Regions from separate parts of the Homo sapiens genome. Here region 1 is linked to region 2. Evidence: read pairs that join two places in POLR2A ChIA-PET (ENCODE). Cell type or tissue: A673. All regions are shown on one strand. Each heading gives the region's core, and the rest is flanking DNA. Links, peaks and the distances in the headings are about the cores only. Region 1 overlaps LOC105370500 (a long non-coding RNA gene). Region 2 has its middle 81 kb from the start of FERMT2.

Region 1 (4,401 bases), core at 109-4,108, 190 kb before region 2:
TTGAACAATGAGAACACTTGGACACAGGGTGGGGAACATCACACACGGAGGCCTGTTGTGGGATGGGGGGCAGGGGGAGGGATAGCATTAGGAGAAATACCTAATGTAAATGACGAGTTAATGGGTGCAGCACACCAACATGGCACATGTATGCATATGTAACAAACCTGCACGTTGAGCACATGTACCCTAGAACTTAAAGTATAATAATAATAAAAAAAAATTTGTCCTTTTGTGACTAGCTTATTTCATTTAGCATAATGTCTTCAAGATTCATCCCCATTTTAGCATATGTTAGAATTTCCTTTATTTTACTTTGTTTTATTTTTGAGACAGCGTCTCACTCTGTCACCCAGGCTGGAGTGCAGTGATGCAATCTTGGCTCACTGCAACCTCCACCTCCTGGGCTCAAACAATCCTCCTACCTCAGCCTCCTGAGTAGCTGGGACTGCAGGCGAGTGCCACCATGTCTGGCTAATTTTTGTATTTTTTGTAGAGGCAGGGTTTCACCATATTGCCCAGGCTGGTCTCAAACTCCTGAGCTCAAGCGATCCCCCCACCTCAGCCTTCAAAGTGCTGAGATTACAGGTGTAAGCCACCATATCCATCCTAGGGGTTCTTTATATATTCTGGATATTAATCCTTTATCATATATGGTTTGCAAATATTTTCTTTTTTTACTTTTTCCACAGAGATGAGGTCTCACTATGTTACTCAGGATGGTCTTGAACACCTGGGCTCAGTGATCCTCCCACCTCGGCCTCCCAAAGTGCTGGGATTACAGGTGTCAGCCACCATGGCCAGCCAATTTGTGAATATTTTCTCTCATTCTGTGGGTTGCCTTTTCAGTCTGTTGATAGTTTCCTTTAAAAGGTTTACAGTTTGATGAAGTTCAGTTTAGCTATTTTTCTTTTGTTGCCCATGCTATTGGTGCCATATCCAAGAAATTATTGCCAAATCCAATAATAGCATGAAGTTTTATTCTCCTGCCTCAGTCTCTTGAGTAGCTGGGACTACAGGTGTGCATCACTGTGCCTGGCTAATTTTTTTTTTTTTTTGAGACAGAGTCTTGCTCTGTCACCCAGGCTGGAGTGCAGTGGCGCAATCTCGGCTCACGGCAAGCTCCGCCTCCCGGGTTCACGCCATTCTCCTGCCTCAGCCTCCCTAGTAGCTGGGACTACAGGCGCCTGCCACCACGGTGCCTGGCTAACTTTTTGTCTTTTGTAGCAATGGTATCTTCCTACGTTGCTCAGACTGGTCTTGAATTCCTGGCCTCAAGAAATCCTCCTGCCTCAGCCTCTAAAAGTGCTGGGATTGTAGGTGTGAGCCACTGTGCCCAGCCTACTCCTATGTTTTCTTCCAAGAGTTTTATAGTTTTCACTCTTACACTTGAGTCTTTGATCCATTTTGAGTTAATTTCTGTATGTGGTGTAAGCTATGGCTCCAGTTGCATTCTTTTGCATGTGAATATTCAGTTTTCCCGCCACCATTTGTTGAAAAAGATTGTCCTTTTCTCCATTGAATGGTCTTGATATCCTTGTTAATCATTCTGTTTTATTTGACATTGAGAAAAGAAAACTGTTAGAATTAAATCTAACCTTTTAGATTTATATTTCACTTTTTAATACATTTTCAAAATCCATGCATTTGCTACAGTTTTTTCATCAGCCCTTTGCCCAAGAGTCAATGTGGGTCACGAACTTGCCTGCAGTAGGGGTGAGGAGACCTGGTCTAGGGAATGACTCTATTGGCTCCATGGCCTTTGGATGGTTTGAGGAAACTCAGGCCTCCCCAGATTTTTTTTGCTGGGTATCCTACAGATGGAGTTTTCCTTCTAAAGGAAACATTCCTTTAGCTTAACAAACATTTTGTTTGTTTGTTTGTTTTTGAGACAGAGTCTTCCTCTGTCTCCTGGCTGGAATGCAGTGGCGTGATCTTGGCTCACTGCAACCTCTGCCTCTCAGGTTCAAGCAATTCTCCTGCCTCAGCCTCCTGAGTAGCTGGGACTACAGGTGCCCACCACCACACCCAGCTAATTTTTGTATTTTTAGTAGAGACGGGGTTTCACTATGTTGGCCAGGATGGTCTTGATCTCTTGACCTCATGATCCACCTGCCTTGGCCCCCTAAAGTGCTGGGATTACAAGTGTGACCCACCGTGCCTGGCCCTGTCTTAACAAACTTTTAAAATGCCAGTACACATGGGAGGAATAAAGAATATTAGTGACTCACATGCCGGTATGAATTCATTTATATTACTTTCCTGCCAGGCAATTAGCTGAGAGGGGGGAAATTTTAACTTTAACTTTAGTGGAGGGTTGCGGAGAAGGAGAAGGAGAGCAAGAAACTTTGCTTTGGGGACAAGGTCAGCTTCCAAGGAGGAATGTGGGTGCCTGGGTGTGGTGCTACCCTGGACAGCACGAGGCATTGAGTATCTCAGATGGAACCAGGAGAGAGGACCAAGACCCAGAAGGGGAAGTAGGAGAGTCTAAAGATAAATTTTGCCTACTTCACAGCTGTGCCAGGGAGAGGCCCTGGGAGTGAGCATGAGTAATCCAGAGATGTGCATGCATGGGGCCCGGCCCTCTTTTGTTTATTCTAATGCTGTCCTGGCAGCAGTAGACACTTCCCCAGGCCTGGCAACATTTCTTTCAGATATTGTCTGGCCAGTCCATCTTTGAAGGAAAAATGAAAAGATGGTAGTGCTGAAAAACCTCTAACTAGAGAATTTTCTTCCTGTGACCCTCACCTCCACCTCCAACACATTCACACACACAATTATCTCCTTGTGGGATTTGTCATGATTTTATAATGATTCTAATTTGAGTTGATTGCACTTGTTTAAATACCAGATATTTAAAATGTAGAGTGTGTTATTGATGCTGGTGAGTACTGGATGGCTTGTTGTTTGCTTTGAGACAAGGTCTCACTCTGCCACCCAGAGTGCAGTGGCAGTCACAGCTCACTGCAGCCTTGACCTTCCAGGCTCAATAGATCCTCCCACCTCAGCTTTCCAAATAGCTGGAACTATAGGCACATGCCACCATGCCCAGCTAATTTATTTTTATTGATTGATTGATTGAGACAGTCTCACTCTGTTGCCCAGGCTGGAGTGCAGTGGTATGATCTTGGCTCACTGCAGCCTCTGCCTCCTGTAATCCCAGCACTTTGGAAGGCTCAAGCGATTCTCCTGCCTCAGCCTCCTGAGTAGCTGGGACTATAGGCAGAAGCCACCAAACCCAGCTAATTTTTGTATTTTTAGTAGAGATAGGGTTTCACCATGTTGGCCAGGATGGTCTTGAACTCCTGACCTCAAGTGATCCACCTGCCTTGGCCTCCCAAACTTCTGGGATTACAGGTGTGAGCCATTGCGCCTGGCCAATTTTTTATATTTTATATTTTATATATTTTAATATAATATTTAAAATATATATTTAATGTTTTATATTTTTTTGTTGAGATGAGGTCTTGCCATGTTGCCCAGGCTGGTCTGAAAATCCTGGGCTCAAGCCATTCTCCCTCTTCAGCCTCCCAAAGTGCTGGGATTACAGGTGTGAGCCACCACACCTGGCTAGAGTACTGGATATGTTAATAGTTCCATTCATACATTTCAAGAATTAAGGTGTTTTTTAACTTACTAAAGGCTGGCTTTTTATCCTGTAAACTTCTAGCCCAAATCATCTCTACTACACAGTAGAGAAAAGTAGTTTTAGAATTTGGTTTAGTTATCCCTAAAGCACCTTTTATTCACAAAGGGAAAGATGTATCTGGATCACATTCAAAATGTGTCTCATTAATGCCTCCTTATTCTAATTAATTTGGCCATGGGGAACTTAACCATTACTGAATGTTAATCTCATAAAAAGTACCAAAACCATTCTCTTTTTGTTCTCTGATAAGGATTTTCCCTTTTCTATTTCAGAACTAATTATCTCTCTCTCCTTAGTCTTTGTACAGTTTCAAGAGTTGACGTGTGAAACTATACAAGATATCACAGGCTGGGTGCAGTGGCTCACGCCTGTAATCCCAGCACTTTGGGAGGCTGAGGCGGGTGGATTACCTGAGGTCAGGAGTTCAGGACCAACCTGACCAACATGGTGAAACCCCATCTCTACTAAAAAATACAAATATTAGCCAGACATGGTAGTGGGCACCTGTAATCCCAGCTACCTGGGAGGCTGAGGCAGGAGAATTGCTTGAACCCGGGAGGCGGCGTTTGCAGTGAGCTGAAATCGTGCCATTGCCCTCCAGCCTGGGTGACAGAGGGAGACTCTGTCTCAAAAACAAACAAACAAAAAGATATCACAAATCACTCTAGCCAATGATTTTCTCTTTGACAAATCACACAACTCTCTTTAAGAAGTTAATGAGAGAGGCTGCCCTGTGTTATCACTAGGAAGCT
Region 2 (4,401 bases), core at 288-4,287:
CCATATGTTCTCATCATTTAGCTCCCACTTATGAGAACATGTTGTATTTGGTTTTTCTGTTCCTGCACTAGTTTGCTAAGGATAATGGTCTCTAGCTCCATTCATGTCCCTGCAAAGGACGTGATCTCATTCTTTTTATGGCTGCATAGTATTCCATGGTGTATATGTACTACATTTTCTTTATCCAGTCTATCATTGATGGGCATTTAGGTTGATTCCACATCTTTGCTATTGTGAACAGTGCTGCAATGAACAGACACATATATGTGTCTTCATGATGGAATGATTTATATTCCTTTGGGTATACATCCAGTAATGGAACTGCTCGGCCAAATGGTAGTTCTGTCTTTAGGTCTTTGAGGAATCACCACGCTGTCTTCCAAAATGGGTGAACTAATTTACACCCCCACCAACAGTGTATAAGCATTCCTTTTTCTCCACAACCTCACCAGCATGTTATTTTTTGACTTTTTAATAATAGCCAGTACAGAACTATTTTGATTCTTCTTTTCCAGACCGGCCCTGTCCTATCCCAAAACTCATTAGTGTGTTTTCCAAAACAATGGCTCATCTAAGGAATATGAACCTTGAGCTATAAGGAGAATTGCAGTCAAAGGCCTTTCTTTTCAGCCTTTCTGAAGAAGAGCATGGGGACAGATAGTTAAATCATCCTACTTTTAAAGATTGATCCTTTATTCCTCTAATTCTGAGTAAGGCATTTCTTTCCTAATCTCACATCCTACAATCTCCTATCTGCCTCTGGGATAGTAATCATATTAATATTGCTCAATACTCTCAAAAGAATAAGGAACATTTAAGTTCCTTGGTATGTAGACTAGTATGTAAAGTTATCAGATTATGCCTGTTATTTCTGCTACTAATGTTTTTTGTTTCTTAAAAAATAAAACACACTTTTGAATAGGTAACTCATGCATACAATTAAAAATTCAAAAGGCATAACAAACTGCATATAGCTAAAAGCAAGCATACCTTCTACTCCTGTCCCTCAGTTATCTAATTCTCTTTTGCAGAGGTAACCACTAAGAGTAATTTCTGGTTTGATCTTTCAGAGGTATTATATCCTATGTCTTCCTGACTGCCTATAAATGGCATAAATTCTAAACACTCTACACTCTACATTCTATACATCCTGTTTTGCATTTGGGTTTTCACTTAACCACATAGCTTGGGGACTCTGCCATACCTGTACATATAGAACTGCCTTATCTTTAATTTCTTTAATCTATACACAATTCCACCTTATAGAGGTACCATAATTTCTTTAGCTAATCCCAATCAATGGAATTTATATTGCTTTTAATATTTTGCTGTCAGTAACAATTCTGTAACTAATTACTTTATATGTAAGTCATTTTTCAGGAGTGGTAATATTTGAAGGACAGATTTGTAGAAGCAGAATGGTTGGGTTAAAGGGTATGGGCATTTTCAGCTTTGATAGATATTGCCAAACTGCCCTCCAAAAATGTTGTACCTATTCACATTTCCACCAGCAAATGTTTGGGAGTAACTTTCCTTGTACCCTCACCAACAGAGCATGTTATAAAGCCCTTAGAACTTTGTCACTCTTATAGGTGAAAAGTGGTACCTCACTCATTTTTTTCTTAGGCTCTTCTTATAAATGATTTGAAATGCCTTTATCATATACTAAAATTGGCTATGTATCTGACATATTTCTGGGCTTCCTCATCTATTCTATTGGTCTCTCTTGTCTCTTCATACACTATTACTATAGTGTTTTGGTCACAATAGCATTATACTATGTTTTACTATCTAGTGGGCTAATTGTCCTCATTACTCTTCTTTCCCCCTTGGAAATTTCCTGAATATTCTTATTTTTTCTATACAATTTTAAGACACAGCTTGCCCAGTTCCAAAAAAGATCCTGTTGCATTTTTGAGATTGTATCATATGAACAGATTATTTCAGATACTATTACTCACTTGGTAAAGCTTACTGTTGAAGCTTACCATTTGTCCATATATTTTGAGTTACATCTTCCTTATGCTTATCACAACAGTGATGCCTTACATAAAATGTTATCTTATTAATTCTTTATAACCACCTTGGGAAACAGGTAGGGTAGTTAGAAGATTAGGCATTAGCTCAAGATTATATATGATAGACCATCCTAATCCAGTTTTATGTCTACTACATTGTAATACTTCCACAGAGATTTCATACAAATTAAAAAGACAAAACAGACTTTCCTACTAAGGGTTCTATTTTCCTATTGCAAAAAGCCAGCAATATGCAAGTACAATTCTGCAGTGTACTTCTTGTGTGACAATCTGTGGCCAAGCACTGTGGAATGCATTCCAATCAGGGATTAACAATCTCAAAAGAATGTTGAAACCAGAGTTGGCTTGAATGTTGTACAATGACACCAAGGATCTTGGCCCACTTCCCAGGTTTTCCCTTTTTGGTTTTCTAGCAAGTTCGATTATGCCTGGGAATTTGTGGAATATGGCACTTGGATCAGTGACTTCCTGAATATGACATTGAGATCAATGGCATTTGTCTGCCTGAAAGATTTTGGACTATGATTTTTAGATATATTGCAGTTATAAATAAGTTCTCTGTTGAAATGGTACTCAGGAAGCCTTGACACAGGGTGCAAAGAGGAAGAGGAGTTTGTGAATTGCTTATGGAAGGCAGAGATCTTGAAAGAAAGTTCTTTTGTGAATAGTGAGTTGCATACTTGGGCACACTGACATTTCAGCTGGAGGATCTTCAAGTCTTTAAAAAAAGATCGAGTGGATTAAAATCTATCTTTAATGCCTCATTTGACAAATGGGCACTCACCAAGGGTCAGCCAAACCGTTATAAACTGGGAGGTCCTTCTTACCATCGCCCTAGTTCAGTTGAGAGCTGACAAAGAGCCTGCATTAGTTACTGAATTATTTTTGAGGATAAACTTATGTGTTGACTTGAGTGTATTTTTGGATTACATTTCCAAAACAAATAATGCATTCATCATTTCATTGTAGTCAAACTTTTCTCAATGCCATGAGTAATTAAGAGCTGACTTAAATTTTTTAAGATGTATAGCAGTATGATATACATACCTAGGTAAGTCTGAGTTTCCTGCCACCATATAAATGAGAACATTCTTTAGCTTGTCCCTCTGCAAAAAGACTACTGTTTTCTAAACTAGAATGTTATGCAAGAATCTGAACAGCATACAGTTTACTGAAAGCTCAGCCTGTACAGTGACAACCAAAAAGTAGGACAAAGGTTAAAAGCAAAAACTTGGGGCAAGTTCTAAGCAATAAAGTTAAAGGCATATGGATGATAAAATATTTACCAAAGCAGAGACCAGGCTGTAAAATCTGGCTAGTAAAAGTGTAAAGATGAGCTGTGATTGACATGGCTATTCAATTCAATGATCTCACTGGTTTCTTGAGCATTAAGAATGTTGCCAAAATCATGAAATTAGACCTCTTTGAACAGAGAAGAGGTGGCGTGATGGTGTAATATATCATTTGCCTTTTATTCCCACTATAAAGGCAACACCTCAAGCTATAAATATTAACTATTTGTACATGAGAAATTATTGAAAGGTGAAGCAAAGCTAAGTAAAGGAAGGGGAACATCACACTCCGGGGACTGTTGTGGGGTGGGGGGAGGGGGTAGGGATAGCATTAGGAGATATACCTAATGCTAAATGACAAGTTAATGGGTGCAGCACACCAGCATGGCACATGTATACATATGTAACTAACCTGCACATTGTGCACATGTACCCTAAAACTTAAAGTATAATAATAAAAAATAAATTAAAAAAAGGTGAAGCAAAATAGGCAGCGAAAAGAAACTGTTACATTAAATTAAGCATAAAGCATTATCAAGTTAGGAGAGCATTTTCAATTCTAGGAAAATGACCTAACACAGATTTCATGATTCTCCACATACATTTAGTTTTTAGAGACAGGGTCTTGCTCTATTGTCCAGGCTGGAGTGCAGTGGTGCAATCATAGCTCACTTGCAGCCTAGGACTCCTAGACTCAAGTGATCCTTCCACCTCAGCCTCCTGAATAGCTAGGACTACAGGTGTGTGCCATCATACCTAGCTAATTAAAAAAAAAAAATTGTAAAGAGGAGGTCTTGCTATGCTGCCCAGGCTGGTCTTGAAGGCCTGGGCTCATGTAATCTTCTTGCCTTGGCCTTCCAAAGTGCTTAGGATTTCAGGCGTGGCCACCACATGTGGCAGATTGTCCTTATATTAATAGAATTTGTCTCAACTGAGTTATATGAGGAATACTTTTTTCAAACAGTGACCATGCTGAGTTTTAACATGTGCCTTAAGTATCATTAAGTGCTGTGGTTACAAGACTCAGCAAATCTCAGATAAACGGAAATCTGAGTCTGACAAGCCTCTCA

What was found. Peaks named below come from ENCODE experiments on the same cell type or tissue, not always from the same donor. Only the 100,000 strongest peaks of a DNase experiment are listed, where the experiment ranks them.
Region 1: POLR2A ChIA-PET joins it to region 2 with 5 read pairs; 3 of 35 experiments call an interaction of 5 or more read pairs at or near these places.

What each region holds. Positions count from the first base shown.
Region 1 is chr14:52,838,571-52,842,971 of GRCh38, forward strand. All of the region lies in intron 1 of LOC105370500 (a long non-coding RNA gene), which reads left to right. Among named protein-coding and RNA genes, the nearest start is that of GNPNAT1, 49 kb to the left of the region's middle. In A673, for the core only: a CTCF peak has its summit at 2,938; a DNase peak (open chromatin) is centred at 2,561.
Region 2 is chr14:53,029,984-53,034,384 of GRCh38, forward strand. No RefSeq gene overlaps it. Among named protein-coding and RNA genes, the nearest start is that of FERMT2, 81 kb to the left of the region's middle. In A673, for the core only: no CTCF peak of the experiment used is centred there; a DNase peak (open chromatin) is centred at 2,378.